2 separate regions of the Homo sapiens genome follow, and region 2 is linked to region 1. Evidence: read pairs that join two places in POLR2A ChIA-PET (ENCODE). Cell type or tissue: B cell. All regions are shown on one strand. Links, peaks and the distances in the headings refer to the core of each region. The heading gives the core; the rest is flanking DNA. Region 1 overlaps FOXO1 (forkhead box O1). Region 2 has its middle 32 kb from the start of LINC00598.

Region 1 (9,715 bases), core at 837-8,836:
TTGGTCAGGCTGGTCTCGAACTCCTAACCTCGTGATCTGCCCACCTAAAGTGCTGGGATTACAGGCGTGAGCCACTGGGCCCAGCCTAAGTCTTCCTTTTCTTTTCTTTTTCTTTTTTGAGATGGAGTCTTGCTCAGTCATCCAGGCTGGAGTGCAGTGGTGCAATCTTGGCTCACTGCAAGCTCCGCCTCCCGGGTTCACGCTATTCTCCTGCCTCAGCCTCCTGAGTAGCTGAGACTACAGGCGCCCACCACCACGCCCGGCTAATTTTTTTTTGTATTTTTAGTAGAGACGGGATTTCACCGTGTTAGCCAGGATGGTCTCCATCTCCTGACCTTGTGATCCACCCGCCTCGGCCTCCCAAAGTGCTAGGATTACAGGCGTAAGCCACTGCGCCCGGCCACGTCTTCCTTTTCTTAGCTTTGCTTTGAGAAATCGTTTCTTATCTTGGATTCCATTACAATGGTCCTCCTGCCATCTGGCTTCTCCAGTTGGTTCGCTTATTTTTCCTTCTCCTATCCTCATTCATAAGTATACCTCAGGACTAGTTGTGGACTTTTTCTCTGGTATTTTCTTAGGTAACTTACTCTCTGTTGCCTTGTGTATCCAGTTACCTAAAGGCTCTGGAGGTCCCACTTTTATCTCAAATCCAGCATGTCTAAAACTGAACATACTGTATTTCCCCCTGCCCTCAGATGGCTCATTTCAAGGTCCCCAGTTGGGTTAATGGTCTAGTTAGTTCTTTCCCTAGTTTTCAAACCTTGGTGTCTTCTTGAGCACTCTCCTGGTGTTTAGTGTTCCCAAGTCTGTTAACTCTTCTTTCTCAGGGTCTGTTGAGACTTTCCGTTCCTACCCGCTAACCATTCCCCTCGTTTAGCTTTTAGTATTTCAGGCCTAGACGCTCCTGTCCCCAGAGCTTAGATCATCTTGAGCCCTGAAATTCAGCAGATCTTGCTCAGTGTGCAAGGTTCAAGTCAGTTCACCAACTTCCAATCTTGGCTCCTACCCAGAGGAATTTTTGTCCTCTGAGTGAATATCTGGTAATCTTTTAATTCATGCTGCTGTGTATTATATATAATTTAACTTTAATGTCTGTATGTCTTGGCTTCTCAGTTACATTGTAAATATGTTGTTAGGAAAAAAATTCTTTCTTGATACATGGGTCTTTTATATTTCAGCTTCCTGTGTGTTGAGAATATCACAGTCTGTATCATGTGAGAATAATTTAAGAAGTAGTATAACTAAAGAACAGTGATTATTTTGTTTTCAACAGATTGTCAGAGTCCTTTTTTTTCCATTTATTTGTTGAATAATTACTGTGTACAAGATGTGCTAGGTGTTTTTGAGTGGTAGCAATGACTCAAAACATAGATCCAGTAGGAAGACTAGATGCAATGTGTAAGTAACTATGATATACAGTGGGAAGAGTTAAGTGTCTTAGAGAAAAATGAAGTTCTGTATTGGCCGTTGAACCAGGCTTTGAAAATGGGAGATTGGGCCTGGCACAGTGGGTCATGCCTGTAATCCCAGCACTTTGGGAGGCCAAGGTGGGCAGATCATTTGAGGTCAGGAGTTAGAAACCAGCTTGGCCAACATGGCAACACCCTGTCACTGCTAAAAATAGAAGAGATTAAGTGAGTGTGGTGGCATGCATCTGTAGTCCCAGCTACTTGTGAGGCTGAGGCAGGAGAATTGCTTGAACTTGGGGCAGGGGGTTGGAGGGGTGGAGGTTGCGGTTAGCCGAGATCACGCCACTGTAGTCCAGCCTGGGCGACACAGCAAGACTCCCATCTCAAAAAAAAAAAAAAAAGAAAAAAAAGGATGGGAGATTGTTCCCTTACGATTTCGCTATGAAAATTTTCAAGCATTCAGCAAAATTGGAAGAATTTCTACTACCTTTTCTACTAATGACATTTCATTATGCTTGCTTGATCATATATCTGTGTAAATGCACATCTTTCTGTCCATTAGTTCATCTTATTTTCAAGATATATTTTTGGGATGGTGGACTGGCATTCATAAAGGCCTGAAAATATGGGAAGCATCAGTTTCTCTGAGTGCGAAGTCAGGAGATTGAGACCATCCTGGCTAACACGGTGAAATCCCGTCTCTACTAAAAAGACAGAAAAAAATTAGCCAAGTGTGGTGGCGGGTGCCTGTAGTCACAGCTACTCGGGAGGCTGAGGCGGGAGAATGGTGTGAATCCAGGAGGCGGAGCTTACAGTGAGCCTGGATCGTGCCACTGCACTCCAGCCTGGGCGACAGAGAGAGACTCGGTCTCAAAAAAAAAAAAAAATTTCTCAGAGTGATAGGCATGTGAAATACACAAACAGTTTGAAAAGTATAGGTAGAAAGGACATATTATGAAAATAATGCTGTGTTATGGACCAAATTTATCAAATGATATCTTTGTTTTTGCCAAATAAGAAATTATGAAAATATGATTACATTAAACAATTTTAAAATGCAACTACTTAGGAACACACTTGTGTAAATATGGAGACCTATGGAATGCAATTTATAGCCAGTGTACTGCAGTTGATTTTGAAACTGACATACGGAATTTGGCAATACATAGAACAGATTATGTAATTGACTTAATGTGAATAGTTGGCATTTACAATGTATTTAGCTTTTTGCTTGATCTGTTCTTTAAAATTAACTTCAGTGAGGCCCAGTGTCCTGGTAGCAGAGTGATTCAAAGAAAGAAAGATTACTATTAAATTAAGTCTTGCTTTTTTGAAAAATGAGAAATTCTGAATTGAAGTCAGCAATTTCAAAATATACTTAAGGCAATTATGAGGGAAGGTTATATTGGCTTGAAAAGATACTTCAAAATGTAAATGTCAGTTCTAATATTGCCTTAGCTAAATATTAGATATCCTTGATGGCTTTCTTATTGCAATAATTATCTTCCCACTAACCCAAATGCAAGAATGAAGATTATAATGGGATATTTCAATAGATCCAGAGGAGGTTAAATTTGGATAGGCCAAATGCAAAACTGACACCATTACAGTCCAATAGGACTGAATGTATTAACTGTTAAGTGTACTTGGAGTGAGTCTGACTAGCTCATGTTGAACCAAAAGGTTTATGCAGTAAAAATGGCATTGTGGCACATCAGAAGGCACAGTTGTAGATTAAATAACACTCATCAGCCATTTAGAAATGGCAAGTGTTGAGGAGAGCTGTCCGGGCGCGGTGGCTCACACCTGTAATCCCAGCACTTTGGGAGGTTGAGGTGGGTAGATCACTGGAAGCCAGGAGTTGGCCTGGCCAATATAGTGAAATCCCATCTCTACTAAAAATACAAAAAATTAGCCAGTGGTGATGGTGCATGCCTGTGGTCCCTGCTACTTGGGAGACTGAGGCACGAAAATGCCTCAGACCTGTGAGGTGGAGGCTGTAGTGAGCTGAGATTATGCCACGACACTCCGGCCTGAGCCTGGGCGACAGCAAGACTCTGCCAAAAAAAAAAAAAAAAAAAAAGAAGTGTAGAAAACTATTTTACTAATATATTTATCCCTATAGAAGCAGACATTTTATTTAAAAGGTACATTGCTGATGAGGGGTGGGGGACAGTTAAATAAATGAAAAAGCCCACTACCGTGAGGTTTTATTAAATGTCTAAGTTACCTTCCACGTGGAGAAAATAGCTTTCAGACGCACCAGGATCTCACACTTGCATGATTGTTAATGATGTCAGGCAAAACTAGTCAAAACCAACTAGGAAACAATATGGAACTGGCCAGTCTAATTTTTTTTTTTTTTTTTTTTTGAGATGGGGTCTAACTCTGTCACCAAGCTGGAGTGCGGTGGCCCAATCTTGGCTCACTGCAACCTCTGCCTCCCAGGTTCAAGCGATTCTCCTGCCTCACCCTCCCAAATAGCTGGGATTACAGGCACACCTGTAATAGTAGAGACCACCACACCTAGCTAATTTTTGTATTTTTAGTAGGGACGGGGTTTCACCATGTTGGCCAGACTGGTCTCGAAATCCTGACCTCAACTGATCCACCCACCTTGGCCTCCCAAAGTGCTGGGATCACTGGCATGAGCCCCCACGCCCTGCCGACCACTATTGATGTTTGTAGATCCAGTGAAGTTCAGAATTACAGCACATCTTTGGTCTTTTAATTTTTGTAAGTAAAGATATTATATAAAACATCTTCATCCTTCAACTTCATTCTCATCTTGGTTCTAATTTTGAAGGGAGGGTTCCCTGAGGGTTCTTATCTCCCTCAGGGAAGGGAGGTAGATCATTTCTTTCAAGATAGCCTATCTCTGCTGACCTTAAGTCATAGGAGTTCTTTAATTCTTAGAGACCTCTGCCTTCTCAGAGGCCAGTACCACCTCTAAAGTGTCGTGGCCCCTTGGTCTACACTGCAGCACCCCTCATCTGGGAAGTGCTGTTATCTCCAGTAAGCCCCACTGTATTCTTTATACATCTCTGGCCAGCCACATATAGAAATTTCCAGGCTGTCAACTTTTTCAGTGTGACTTGGTTCCAGCATCTTGTATACAGATCTTCGAGACCTAAAAAGAAAATCTTTTTTTTCTGCGTTGATGTATTTTTCTCCCTAGATGATGTTTGTCTTTTTCTTTTTCTTCTTTTTTTTTTTTTTTGTGACAGAGTCTCGCTCTGTCGCCCAGGCTGGAGTGCAGTGACACCATCTCGGTTCACTGCAACCTCCGCCTCCAGAGTTCAAGTAGTTCTCCGTCTCAGCCTCCTGAGTAGCTGGGATTACAGGCGGCCACCACCACGCCTGGCTAATTTTTTTTTTTTTTTTTTTTTTTTTTTTTTAGTATTTTTAGTAGAGATGAGGTTTCACTGTCTTGGCTAGGCTGGTCTTGAACTCCTGACCTTGTGACCTGCCCACCTCAGCCTCCCAAAGTGCTGAGATTACAGGCATGAGCCACCGAGCCTGGTCAGATGATGTTTGTCTTAATAAAGATGTCATTCATTCTTTGAGCAGTTCCAGTTACAGAGCTGGTCCTAATGATATACCCCATGAGCTTAACAGCCCTGGAACCCCTACCTGTCTTATCTGATAAGGGCAAAACTGTGATGAGAAAGAGGGTGGAAGAGAGGGCTTCCCTTGTATGCTTTTGTTCTTTTTTGTTTCATTAAAGATATTTCTTGGATAAACAGTTTTTCTCAATTGCTGTTCTAACAGTCTGGAAAATATAGGTCATGGTTTTGTGACTCTCTACTCTTACTATGTTAGAGATATGATAAAGCATCCATGTTGAGGGAAAATATGTGTTTCTGTTTAAAACCGTGGTTTCCCCATCTTGAAGGTGTTATAGTACTGCCTTTGTAAGTACTGGTGAGTACTTACAAAGTACTTACTGGTGAGGGGCTGGGTTTTTGCTCAGTTAAAAATCTGAAAGTAGCCAAGTGAACCTGGCATCAGGAAAGGGAGGGAACCTCTGTGGTTGTATTTTGTAACTGCAGTAAAAAAGCCAATGCGCATGATTAATCCTCCTAAGTCTTATTTGGGCCTAATGAGGAAAGGAGGAAGAGGGAAACCAGTTTGCATTATGTGGGAAGATAAAGATTTCTTCAATGGTTTGGTATTCTGAAGAGTTAGCTGAGGCCGGGAGGCACTGGGCTTTGTCTCCTCAGTGTTTCGGCCCTCTCCTTTCATATTGGTTTTCCTTTTTTAATTAAAAAATTAGTGCATTTCCTCTGCGGGTACCAGGCTCAGAAGCCTGCCATGCAAGTGGCTGAGCGAAAACCCCTCTTTGAGTGAGGAATCCCCAGCACAGAATGAGAGGGTCTTCATCTTGCAGCAGTGGCAAGGGTGAGAGTGAAAAGGCACCCTGCATTCTGTACCTGAAAAGAAATGCATTTAGAGGCTGGGCGTGGTGGCTCGTGCCTGTAATGTCAGCAATTTGGGAGGCTGAAGCGGGTGGATCATGAGGTTAGGAGTTCGAGACAAGCCTGGCAACATGGTGAAACCCTGCCTCTACTAAAAACACAAAAATTAGCCAGGCGTGGTGGTGCGTGTCTGTAATCCCAGCTACTCGGGAGGCTGAGGCAGGAGAATGGCTTGAACCCAGGAGGTGGAGGTTACAGTGAGCCGAGATTGTGCCACTGCACTCCAGCCTGGGCGACAGAGCAATACTCTTGTCTTGAAGAAAAAAAAAAAGAGAAATGCACTTAGATTTCAAATTTAGTTTGGAAAGAGAAATTATAATTGAATCACCTAATTCCCAGGCTTGTAAATGTTGTGTCCTTCAAAGCTTGAAAGCAAAATAACCACATAAATATTTGGGAGTGGTTCATACAAGTAAACGTCAAATACTTGAGACATTTTGGTTGCTTGGAAGCAAGGTCAAAGGAAATGGTTTGCATATGGTTTAGCTAGAAGCTCTTATTTTGGCAGATTCTTGAGGTAGTAACGGTCACAATGTGGATTTTATTGTTCTATTTTGACATGAAAAAGGTTTTTTCTCTTCTCTAACCTTCAGGATAGAGTTGCATAAGTAACATCAAGATAGGCATGTTCAGTCACCATAATTTTGTATCAGAGATGATGTGCCTTCATGAGCTGTGAGGTTTAATTTGCAGAATCATCAGTTTGGGCCGGCACGGTGGCTCACGCCTGTAATCCCAGTACTTTGGGAGGCCTAGGCGGGTGGATAACCTGAGGTTAGGAGTTCGATACCAGCCTGGGCCACATGGCGAAACCTCGTGTTTACTAAAAATGCAAAAATTAGCCAGGCGTGTTGGCGGACCCTGGGGAGCCAGAGGTTGCAGTGAGCGGAGATCTTGCCGCTACACTCCAGCCTGGGCGACAGAGACTCCAACTCAAAAAAAAAAAAAAAAAAGAATCACCAGTTTGTTACACCAGTAGGTTTCAGCCTGCCATCATTCATACTATACTGTGATTTGAATACAGGAGAAAGTGGGCTCTCTTGAATTACAGTTACCTCATCTGTTTGCAGCAGAACTCTCTCTCTGCAGGGCTACCTCCTAAACGGGGAGTGGGGAGGGAGGAGAGGGGAACTTGCAAAACTTGTAAATATCGATTGGGGTTGTTTGTGTACTTGGCACCAAGCTGGTTGCATTGGAAACTTTTCTCTCTGGATGGGTAGGTATGTAGGCCATCATGAAATTTACATGTGGTGAATGGGAAAGCTTCCTGTGGATCATCCTACCCTGAGAGTTCTTCAATCTGTATGACTGAATTGGTCTCTCCCCTTCAACCTTTTAGGATTTAATTTTCTCTTCAGTGGCCCATTATGACATTTACATACGTTGAATTTGAAAGATTCCCATACTCCCAGTCTCTTCTGTTACCGGTGTGCCTGGAGCAGTTTGTTGAATTTGTGAAATTTTGAGATAGAATGAATTTTGTAGGACCTGAATTTATTTATAATCTTATATTTATATTATAAATATGATGTATATTTAGATGTATATTTATGTTATAAATATAATGTATATTTAGATGTATATTTGTATGTCATGTATTTGTATTAACATGAAGTCTTTCTGATGATGATAAAACACTATTTTTAAACATTTAGCAGTTGATGACTACATTTTAGAGGTCATCAAAATGTTTTATTTTTTCCTCTCTTGAAGTTATTTGGTATAATTAAAAAAATTCATACTAAGGAAATTTATCAGGGTTAAAGATTCCTGTAATTAGGCATGTTTTGATGTTATTGATATCCTCTTTTCTGGTTTTGGAGTGGATACTTTCCCTGCTGTGACCTCTGTGCTCTGTAGTGGTTCTCCTAGGGAATTATATTCCAGTAATTCTGGGTATTTCTTTAAGGTGCTTTGTATTTCTTGAAGTGCCATTTTGATACTTTCAGTGTTCTGAACTGTACCTAGAACGTACTTTTTATAAAAAGGAAGCAGAGTCCATCCAGGCAGAGAGAGTACTGTGTGCCTGTAGTCTTGTCTATTCGCAAGGCTGAGGCCAGAGGATCCCTTGAGCCCAGGAGTTCAAGTCCAGGCTGGGCAACACACTGGGACCATGTTTCTTAAAAAAAAACAAAAACAAAAAACAAAAAACAAAAAACCAAAAAAACTAGGCAGTGCGTGGTGGCTCACACCTGTAACCCCAGCACTTTGGGAGGCTGAGGTTGGCGGATCACTTGAAGTCAGCAGATCACTTGAGGTTAGGAGTTTGAGATCAGCCTGGCTAACGTGGTGAAACCCAGTCTCTACTAAAAATACACAAATTAGCTGGGCATGGTGGTGCATGCCTGTAGTCCCAGCTACTCGGGAGGCTGAGGCAGGACAATTGCTTGAATCCAGGAGGCAGAGGTTGCAGTGAGCCAAGATTGCGCCACTGCACTCCAGCCTGGGTAACAGAGTGAGACTCCATCTCAAAAAACAACAACAATTAACAACAACAAAAACCAAAGCTAAACAAGAGCAGAATCCAGATTATTAAAATAACAATTTAAAAAGCATGATTGTCACAGGCTTCAATAATTACCTGCCTGCTCTTGAGTGTTTAGGTTGGTCTTGGAATCGGCCTGTCCCTGTGCTTGAGGAGTGGACCCTCAGGGTGTCACTGCCCTTCTTTGTGATCTCTTTTTAGCCTACTGTCCTTCCTTTGGTGCCTAACTCAGAAATAAACATTCTTAATCTGTTCAGCTTAATTGAGATTCAAACCTCTTAAAAAGTAGTTTTGTCAAGAGGCGTGTGAACCAGAGCAACTCCATTTTGAATAGGAGCTGGGTAAAATGAGGCTGAGACCTACTGGGCTGCATTCCCAGACGGTTAAGGCATTCTAACTCACTGGATGAGATAGTTGGTCAGCACAAGATACAGGTCATAAAGACCTTGCTGGTAAAACAGGTTGCAGTAAAGAAGCCAGCTAAAACCCACCAAAACAAAGATGGCCACGAGAGTGACCTCTGGTTGTTCTCACTGCCACACTCCCACAAGCCCCATGACAGTTTACAAGTGCTGTGGCAAAGTCAGGAAGTTACTCTATATATATAGTCTAAAAAGGGGAGGCATGAATAATCCACCCCTCGTTTAGCATATCATCAAGAAATAGCCATAAAAATGGGCAATCAGCAGCCCTTGGGCTGCTTTGTCTACGGAGTAGCCATTCTTTTATTACTTTACTTTCCTAATAAACTTGCTTTCACTTTACTCTAGGGACTCGTCCAGAATTCTTCCTTGTGGGAGATCCAAGAACTGTCATTTGAGGTCTGGATTGGGACCCCTTTCCTGTAATAGTTTGAATGTTAAAGTTTGTGCCATTGCATTCTTTGGTGTGATTGCTTTATTCTGAACTAGAGGTGAAGAATGTGGGGAATGTGGAATAAAATGAAGGGAATATATCAGTACAGATGGAGCTCATAATTTATGGTGAATTTCTCATTCCTCACAATTGGAGGGTATATGTTTGAAGTGAGTCAATTTCTGAATTTATTACCTAATTTGATTGTATGCCTTATACATTATATTTTTAAGAAAAAAATTAAAATAATTATTGTGCTCTGTGATCTCATTGAACGATGTAAATGATCTTGGGTCATGTAAAATGCTGAACATATAGGAGGACCCTACTTAATAATTTCCTTTGCGATGAAAATAGGGACACATTTTAATCAAAGACAAACTGTTGATGGTTATGTTTCTTAGACTAACCATGACTTCCGCCTGTGTTTATGGCAAGAAGGGAAAAGGAAAACACTTTCATCCACAGAAGTCATCAATTCTGTCATG
Region 2 (9,715 bases), core at 1,078-9,077, 140 kb after region 1:
ATTAGAAGATCAAAGGTTCTTACCTCTATGGAGAGGCTTCAGGGGGTTGTGAAACCCCTGAAACTGTATGCAAATTTCAGTGAGTATCTGCATGTGTCTCCTGGGGAGAAAGTCCCTAGGTCACACCATGTTCTTTGAGGATCAATGACACCAAAATGTTAATAACCACTGCATTGGCTCATGTATTCATGACTGCAGCTGACTTTGTTCTCAGCCCACTCAGCAGGCAGCTGAACAAGCCCAGTGCAAAAAGAGGTTAGTGGGTGTTTGTTGGTCCCCACATTTTTACAAGTTGTCGATGGTGATGGCTGAGGGTCTGTTCACCTCTCAGCCTTGCTCCTTCCCCTCACCTGCCAAGCCGTCTGGTTGGGATAGGTAGGACAGGTGGTGTGGGTCTCTTGTGGGGCACCAAGAGCCTTCTCCCAATATACCTCTCTGAAGGGTCCAGTTGTGCCATAGAAGCCAGTATTTCAGATTTTTAGACATTATATTAGTTTCCTGGGCTGCTGTAACAAAGTACAACAAACTGGGTGGCTTAAAACAACAGAAATGCATTCTCTCACAGTTCTGGAGGCCAGAAGTCTGAAATCAAAGTGTCTAAAGGCTCTAGGGAAGAATCCTTTCTTGCCTGTCCCTAGCTTCTGGTGTTGCAGGCAATCCTTAGTATTCCTCAGCTGCGTCACTCCAATTTCCATCTCTTCGTGCAGCTGTCTTTTCTCTGTCTCTGTGTCTTTCATGATCTTTTTATAAAGATACCAGTCATTGGACTTAGGGTCCCCCCAGTCCAGTATGATCCCATCTTAACTAACATCTGCAAAGGCCCTCTTTCCAAATAAGGTCACCTTCTGAGGTTGGGGGGAAGCAAATTTTGGGACTACGCTATTCAATCCAATACTGATATAGTCTTCCACCTTGTCTTCTGTTAACAAAATAAGTGCTTCTCAGTAAAAGAACAGTAACCTCAGAAGCCTTGTCAGTGGTTTATGTAGGAGTGTAAATGAATTTATCAGGTATTTTTCCAAAGGCAGGTTCTGCTTGGGCAAGTAGATATGCAGTTCCTAGGTAGCTGGATGGGAAGAGGTAAACTCCTAGCAGGGGAGGGCAACTGGCTAGGAGGCTGGAGACACTAAAGACAAATTTTCTTCACTTTATAGTGTTCCTAGGTTGGCTCTTGATGTAGAATTCATTCATTATTTTGACGTAAAATTCATTCATTTAGTGACCCATTCATTCATTCTAAAAATATAGAATGTTTGATGTGTTAAGACATTTTTTTTTTTGATGGAGTTTTGCTCTTACCGCCCTGGCTGGAGTACAATGGCGTGATCTCGGCTCACTGCAACCTCCGCCTCCCAGGTTCAAGGGATTCTCCTGCCTCAACCTCCCAAGTAGCTGGGATTACAGGCATGTGCCACCATGCCCGGCTAATTTCGTATTTTTAGTAGAGACGGGGTTTCTCCATGTTGGTCAGGCTGGTCTCGAACTCCCAACCTCAGGTGATCCACCCCCCTTGGCCTCCCAAAATGCTGGGATTACGGGCATGAGCCACCATGCCCTGCCTGATGTGTTAAGAAATTTTAAGGGCAAACAAAATGAATCAGTTACGGCCCCTGCCCTAAATGAACCTGCAATCTCACCGGGGAAAGGAACGGGCATGGACTACCTGTATGCAGGTCAGAAAGTGAGGAGTGTTCCCTGTCCATAACACTTAGAGCCCTGCTGGCGAGAAGCAGTGAGAATGCTGTGCATATATCTACCCTAGGGTAGATCAGAAAAGGTCTCATGAAAGTGGAGATACTGGAACTGGGTTTTCAAGGATGGATATGATGGAAACATGGAGAAGTAGGAGAGAGACAAGTGGAATCACAGAACAAAGACACTTGTGTGGGAGATCAGGAGACATGAATGGGAAATGGCATAGCTTGGCTGGAGTGTCATGAACAGGAAGCATCTGGATTGTGGGGGCTTTGACTGCCAGGCTAAGGAAGTCAGGCTCTAGATTATTATTATTATTATTATTTTTTTTTTTGAGAAAGAGTCTCACTGTTCCCCAGGCTGGAGTATAGTGGCATGATACAGGTTCACTGTCTCTTGGGTTCAAGCAATTCTCCTGCCTCAGACTCCTGAGTAGCTGGGACTACAGGCACGCACCACCATGCCCAGCTAATTTTTTGTATTTTTAATAGAGATGGGGTTTCTGCCATGTTGGCCAGGCTGGTCTCAAACTCCTGGCCTCAAGTTATCTGCCCGCTTCGGCCTCCCAAAGTGCTGGGATTACAGGGATGAGCCACTGTGCCCAGCCTGGGCTCTAGATTTTAATGCTGGGGCCATGAGGGGCTCTGAAAGAGACTGAGCTGTGAAAGGCAGGATTAGAATGGTGTTTAAGAAAGCTAACTGGGTGGGGTTGTGGTGGCTTATGCCTATAATCACAGCACTTTGGGAGATGGAGGTGAGAGGATCCCTTGAGCCTAGGAGTTCGAGTCTAGCCTGGGCAACAAAATGAGAACTCTGTCTCTATAAAATTTTTTAAAAATTTAGCTGGGTATGGTGGTGCACACCTGTGGTCCCAGCTACATGGGAGGCTGAGGTGGGAGGATCCTTGAGCCCAGGAGGTTGAGGCTGCAATGAGCAATAATGGCACCACTGCACTTCAGCCTGATTGACAGAGCAAGACCCTGTCTCAAAAAGAAAAAAAAAAAAAAAAAAAGAAGGCTAAGAAGGCTAACTGGACAGCAGAACATGTCATGGGAAGAAGAAATGGGTACAGGAAACCAGTTAGGCCACAGCAAGAGGGGACCAGCACTGGAAGTTGGATAGAGCCACGTGATTGGGGCAAGAATGGAGAAGTCAGCACGAAACAAAATATATAGTGAGGGCAGGGCAGGGCAACTCATTGGATGGGGCCAAGTGGTTCTTGTTTTTTTTTTTTTTTAAGTTAGAAATGTTTATTAACCTAACATTTATTTTTAGTCATTTTTTTGCTATGCAATATTTTATACACACAAAGGAACATAGGTAATGTATATGTAAGTTAGGAAGTGTAATAGTCAAATGAGCACCCTCGAACTTAGCATTCACTACCTGTGGGCCTGACCTCATCTGCTGCCCTACACTGAATTTCTTATTGATCATTCTCTTGCTTTTTTCTCATAATTTTACCATATATGTTTGTATCCCTAAAACATAGGGAGGGAGATATCACCTCCTGTGGATGACACCTGGGAGGTATTTCAGAGGCACTAGATTAACCTTCTTCTCTCTGTTCCAGCCCTGTCCGAAGAGCAGCTGCTGCCTGACAGTGACTTGGGGGCAGGCCCCATAGTAACACATTCTGTGGCAGGAGGTTCTGTCAGACGATGGTGACTTACAGATTAGAGACTTTTTAAGGAGTGATGGAGGAGCTGAAGATTTATACTTCAGAGAAGAGCTTACTTTCTCCCGGCCTAGGGGAGGACACTCTTCCAGTCATATGGCTCTGTAATATTCACTCCAAAACGTGGTGGCTTAAAAACATTTATTTTGCTCACAAATCTTCAGTCTGGGCAAGGATAGCTTGTTGCTATTCCACTTAGTATTGAATAGGGTGGCTTGAAGGCTGAAGTTGGAGTCCTCTGAAGGCTCACTCACTCATATGTCTGGTGACTGGGCTGGGAAGACACAAAGAGTTGGGGGCTGGAACAGCTGGGGCTCCTTGGCACTCTCTATGTGCTGTCTCCATATTGTCTCTCCCTCATAGTAGCTTTGAGGGCCAAATGTCTTACATGGTGGCTAATGAATACAAGTTCATATGTCCCAAGAGAAGGAGATCCAAATGGAAGCTGTATTACCTTTGATATCCTAACCTCAGAGATCACATAGCCATACTTTATTGGTAGAGGAGTCACGTCCAAAGGGAGGGAACATAGACCCCATTTCTTGATGCCAAACTTACACACACAAAATTTTAGTAGGTTCTTAGGAGGAATCTGCGGTAATACTATGTGTAGACAATGTTTTTCACATGGTAAGAATGGATCCACAAAAATGTGGCTATCTTTGGAAAATACAGTCTGACCCAGTCTCTGACTTAGAAGAATGAAATGCTTTGATCTGTTTTCACAGGATTAGCCTTGGAAAGAATAGGAATACACATATGAACAGGTAACAGCTTGGAAAATAACCAGTCAAACATAAGGGCTAGGGTCTAAGGTACATCCCTCAGAGGACTTCTGCTTCAAAACCCAAGGAAATGGCATCAACCCACAGAAATTGGTCTCGAGCTCTGTAACTGATGATCACTGTGCTGTAGCATTTAACTCAAACAAGAGTAATTATTTTTGAGCTCCCATTTCATGTGAGGTGCCACGGTAGGTATCAGCATACAGAGACAGAGAGACACACATTTTCTGAGATGCTCACAAGCTGCTTACTGAAACATCTTGTGACCAGACATGACAGAGCGAGGTGATTGCAGGCCAGAAAAGGGAAAGAGAGGCAAAGGAAGAAAGAAGACATGAAACCCAAGAAAGAAAGGAGTAATAGAAAGTGAGAAAGAAGATTTAAAAAAATTTTCCATTTCTATTTGAGTCTCTTATCTTTTCTGCTCTAATATTGTGCTCTTTTCCTGCAACCTCACACACACAAAATTTTAACTAGTAGGTTCTTAGGAGGAATCTGCAGTAATACTATGAGTAGACAATGTTTTACACAAAGCCTTGGGACTCCTTTTTGAGGTAAGCTTCAAATACCCCAGCAGAGATCTTCACAGTTTGCACACTGTTGACCAGTGGCTCACTGCTAGTTTCCTCACCTTCAACTCCCTTGGGATGCCATCCTCCAAAGCACAGTCTACCTCGTGGCGCTCTCCTGCGGATTCTTACAGGTAGATGGGATTCATGGGATGGAGCTTGAGCAAGGAAGATGAATGACTACTTGTGGTGTGACCAGTTCTATTTTACTGGGGGAAAGAGGGCTGGGTGCTCAGTTTATCTGCATCTCCATACTTCATTCACCCGTGAAACTGAACAACCTTTCACCCATGAAACTGAAGAAGGGAAAGGGTGCAGGGAACTTGCACACATTCAGCAACTGGTCTGGAATCTCTCCCAGGTTCTCTCCACCTCGGGGGCCTTCCGGACAGTCCCATTGTCAGCCCCTACTGCTTATGCTGGGATATGGCCTGGGCCCATCTGAAGGTCTACAGAATTGATCCTCCAAGCTGAAGAGGCTTCCGATAATTTCCATTGTTAATTTTTTATTTATAACAGCTTTTTAATTTTTTTGTCTTTTAAAAAATATTAATTTTATTTTATTTTAAGTTCCTGGATACATGTGCAGGCCGTGCAAGATTGTTACATAGGTAAATGTGTGCCATGGTGGTTTGCTGCACCTACCAACCCATCACCTAGGTATTCAGCCCAGCATCCATTAGCTATCCTTCCTGATGTTCTCCTTCCCCCTGCCCCCGGACAGGCCCCAGTGTGTAATGTTCCCCTCCCTGTGTCCATGTATTCTCATTGTTCAACTCCCACTTATAAGTGAGAACATGTGTGGTGTTTGGTTTTCTGTCCCTGTGTTACTTTGCTGAGGTTAATGGCTTCCAGCTTCATCCATGTCCCTGCAAAGGACATGATCTCGTTCCTTTTTATGGCTGTACAGTATTCCACGGTGTATTTGTACCATATTTTCTTTATCCAGTCTATCACTGATGGGCATTTGGGTTGAATCTATGTCTTTGCTATTGTGAATAGTGTTGCAATGAACATACATGTGCATGTATATTTATAATAGAATGATTTATATTCCTTTATGGACCAGTGGAACAGAATAGAGATCTCAGAAATAAGACTGCACATCTACAACCATCTGATCTTCAACAAACCTGACAATAACAAGCAATGGGGAAAGGATTCCCTATTTAATAAATGGTGCTGGGAAAACTGGCTAGCCATACACAGGAAATGGAAACTGGACCCCTTCCTTACACCTTATGCAAAAATTAACTTTATATGGATTAAAGACTTAAATGTAAAACCCCAAACTATAAAAACCCTAGAAGAAAATCTAGGCAGTACCATTCAGGATATAGGCATGGGCAAAGATTTCATGATGAAAACTTCAAAAGCAATTGCAACAAAAGCCAAAATTGACAAATGGTATCTAATTAAAGAGCTTCTGCATAGCAAAAAAAAAAAAAAAAAGTATCATCAGAGTAAACAGACAACCTACAGAATGGGAGAAAATTTTTGCAATCTATCCATCTGACAAAGGGCTAATATTCAGAATCTACAAGAAGCTTAAACAAATTTATAAGAAAAAAAAAACAACCCCATTAAACAGTGAGCAAAGGACATGAACAGACACTTCTCAAAATAAGACATTTATGCGGCCAACAAACATGAAAAAAATCTCAACATCACCGATCGTTAGAGAAATGCAAATCAAACCACAATGAGATATCATCTCACACCAGTCGGAATGGCAATTATTAAAAAGCCAAGAAACAACAGATGCTGGCGAGGCTGTGGAGAAATAGGAACGCTTTTACACTGTTGGTGGGAGTGTAAATTAGCTCAACCATTGTGGAAAACAGTTGGTGATTCCTCAGAAACCTAGAACCAGAAATATCATTTGACCCAGCAATCCCATTACTGGGTATAACAGCTTTTAAAAGATAATTCGCGTGCCATACAATTCACTCATTTAAAGTGTACAATTCAGTGGTTGTTAGTATATTCACAATTGTGTAGTCATTGCCACGATCAGTTTTAGAGCATTTTCGTCACTCCAGAAGGAAACCCTGTACCTATCAGCAGTCATTCCCCATTTCCCATAATCAGTATCCCCCATACCCCCACCTCTAGGAAACAACTGATTTACTTCCTCCTGCTGATGGACTTGCCTATCCTGATGGATTGTATGATTTCGTGGAATCATACAATTTGTGTGGTCTTTTGTGACTGGCTTCTTTCAAGATTTTCAAGTTTCAGTCATACTGCAGCATTTATTAGCATTTCATTCCTTTTTATTGTTGAATACTATTCCATTTTCTGGATATAGTACATTTATTCATCAGTTGGTGGAAATTTTAGTTGTTTACACTTTTTGATAATTATGAATAATGCTGCTAAGAGGATTTGTGTACAATATTTGTATGGACATGTTTTTAGTTCTCTTGGGTATGTAACTAGGGCTTGAATTGCTGGATCATATGGTAACTCTATGTTTAACTTTTTGAGGAACTGTCAAGACTGTTTTCCAAACAAATGGCTGCATCATTTTTTTATTCCCATTAGCAATGTAAATGAGTGTTCCAATTTCTCCACATTCTCACCAACACTTGTTATTTCTGTCTTTTTTATTATATTCATCCTGGTGGTATGAAGTGATATCACTGTGGCTTTGATTTGCCTTTCCCTAAGAGCTAATGATGTTGAGAATCTAGTCATGTGCTTATTAACCATTAATATATCTCCTTTGGAGAAATATCTAGTCAGATCCTTTGCCCGTTTATTAATTGGGTAATTTGTGTTTTTATTAAGGAGTTGTAAAAGTTATTTATATGTGCTGGATACAAGTCCCTTATCAGATATATGATTTGCTAATATTTTCTCCCATTCTGTAGGTTTTTTTTTTTTAACCTTCTTGATGCTGTCCTCTGAAGGGCAAAAGTTGTAATTTTGATCATGTCCAATTTATGTATTTTTTTGTGGTTGTTATTTGTGCTTTTGGCATAATAGCTAAGACACTATTGCTTAATCCAAGGCCACAAAGACTTATGCCTATGTTTCTTCTAAGAGTTTAATAGTTTAGCTTTCACATTTAGGTCTTTGACTCATTTTGAGGTAATTTTTGTATAAGTGTGAGGAAAGGGTCCAACTTCATTCTTTTGCATGTGGTTATCCAATTTTCCCAGCATTATTTGTTGAAAAGACTATTTTTTCCCTCATTGAAATGTCGTGATAGCCGATGTTTTCCTTTTCCAATGTAAATATGTTGTAGTAAAATATATATAACATAAAATTTACCATCTTAACCATTTATTGTTTGGGTTTTTTTGTTTGTTGGTTTGTTTGTTTTTGAGACAAGGTCTCACTCTGTTGCCTAGGCTGGAGTGCGGTGGCATGATCATGGCTCACTGCAGCCTTGACCTACTGGGCTCAGGTGATTCTCCCACCTCAGCCTCCCAAGTAGCTGGGACTACAGGTGTACACCACCAAGCCCAGGTAATTTTTAAATTTTTTGTAGAGAAAGGGTTTCACTTTGTTGCCCAGGCTGCTCTCGAACTCCTGGGCTCTAGCGATCCTCCCACCAAGATTACAGGCATGAGGCACCGTGACTGGCTCATTGTTAGTTTTTATGGCATGGAAAAGCAGTGAGAAACTATTAATAGGGAAATTGCAGAGAAATTTCTTGATGAATCCTGGACAGTAGAGATTTGTGACAGCTATGTTCTGCTGTGCATTTCACAAGCATTATCTCATTTAATCCTCACAACTCTATGAGGTATTATATGATTATTCCCATCTTATTGATGAAAAACCGAGACTTAGAGGGAGGTTAAGAAGCTTGCACAGAGGTCAACTGCTAATAACCAGTGGTGCTGGGCTTTGAATCCAGGCCCATCTGACTCTAGCACTGGTATTAACAATTATGGGCTCATGCTGAAATAACGACAGCTGCTAACTATGTGTCAGCCACTCTTCTAAGCATATTACTAACTCATTTCATTCCTACAGTAATCATACTCACATACAGATGGATAAATGGAGATGCAGAGTTTCAATAGCACCCCAACCAATCAGTGGTAAAGACAGAATTTGAACCCAGAGTCTTTGATTTTAATGTTTTTAGCCACCACACTATATTCTTCAAAGCTTTGTTGCTGTGGTTTTTAGGTTTCATCTGCAGCTTCTTTTGTCAGATTTTTTTTTTTTTTAAGTCTACTCACTTGTGATTTCTACAAACAAGTTGCTTTAATTTTGCCTGGTCTCTTTGATTCCAAGGTTGCTCGCTGTAATAGCCTTAAAGAAATTTCTAGGAGATATTTTTGTCTTAATGAGATGAGCTGTTCTCATAATGCTGAGCTTCTGCTTTTCTAAGCCAGGAGAGTTACTTGTAATAACTGGGGCATCAACAGCTTATGGGAACCCAACCAATCCCACTGTGGATTTTATTTAAGGCAAGATGGGCGACTTTCACCCTTTAGGCCTGTGGATCACTGTTCATGGCTCTTAAATGAATGCTGCCGTTCAAAAAGATGACTGGCACGATGCTCCCAGTTTTTACTATTTCTTTTGAAACATGAAATGTCAGAGCTTATTAATTCTACTTGTTCTTTCTGCAGATGAAAAAAACTCTGACCGCCCCAAAGGTTATGAGACTTGCCCAGGACTTCTGATCCTAGTCCAGGGAATTTCCTGGCCTCTAGGCTGCCTCTTGGCGATGTCGGTATATTTGTTTTTTTGTGTTTTGGGGGGTGAACAGTCCCAGGGTATCTGCTGCTCATGTCTTCATAGTGGAATGCAGGATGATATAATGCTTTTCAGCTGTTTCATTGTGAATTTACTCCAGATAGTTTTTGTTTAATCACAACAATATTTCCTGGGTTGCCAGGCAACATGGTGATGAAGTTTCAGTCTTTATTGCCAGCCAATGAAATGGAAAGGGTTCTATCTTTTGTTTCCAGATGAAGTTCTCTCTCTCTCTTTCTAGATTTGTGTTCGCTTTGTGTTGA

What was found. Peaks named below come from ENCODE experiments on the same cell type or tissue, not always from the same donor. Only the 100,000 strongest peaks of a DNase experiment are listed, where the experiment ranks them.
Region 2: POLR2A ChIA-PET joins it to region 1 with 8 read pairs; 7 of 35 experiments call an interaction of 5 or more read pairs at or near these places.

Annotation. Positions count from the first base shown.
Region 1 is chr13:40,649,415-40,659,129 of GRCh38, reverse strand. The region is part of intron 1 of FOXO1 (forkhead box O1); the gene reads left to right. Among named protein-coding and RNA genes, the nearest start is that of FOXO1, 12 kb to the left of the region's middle. RefSeq lists enhancers at 6,373-6,893, 6,894-7,415. In B cell, for the core only: no CTCF peak of the experiment used is centred there; DNase peaks (open chromatin) are centred at 5,473, 6,539 and 6,789; H3K4me3 peaks cover 3,109 bases; H3K27ac peaks cover 6,545 bases.
Region 2 is chr13:40,508,109-40,517,823 of GRCh38, reverse strand. No RefSeq gene overlaps it. Among named protein-coding and RNA genes, the nearest start is that of LINC00598, 32 kb to the right of the region's middle. RefSeq lists a silencer at 49-248. In B cell, for the core only: no CTCF peak of the experiment used is centred there; no DNase peak of the experiment used is centred there.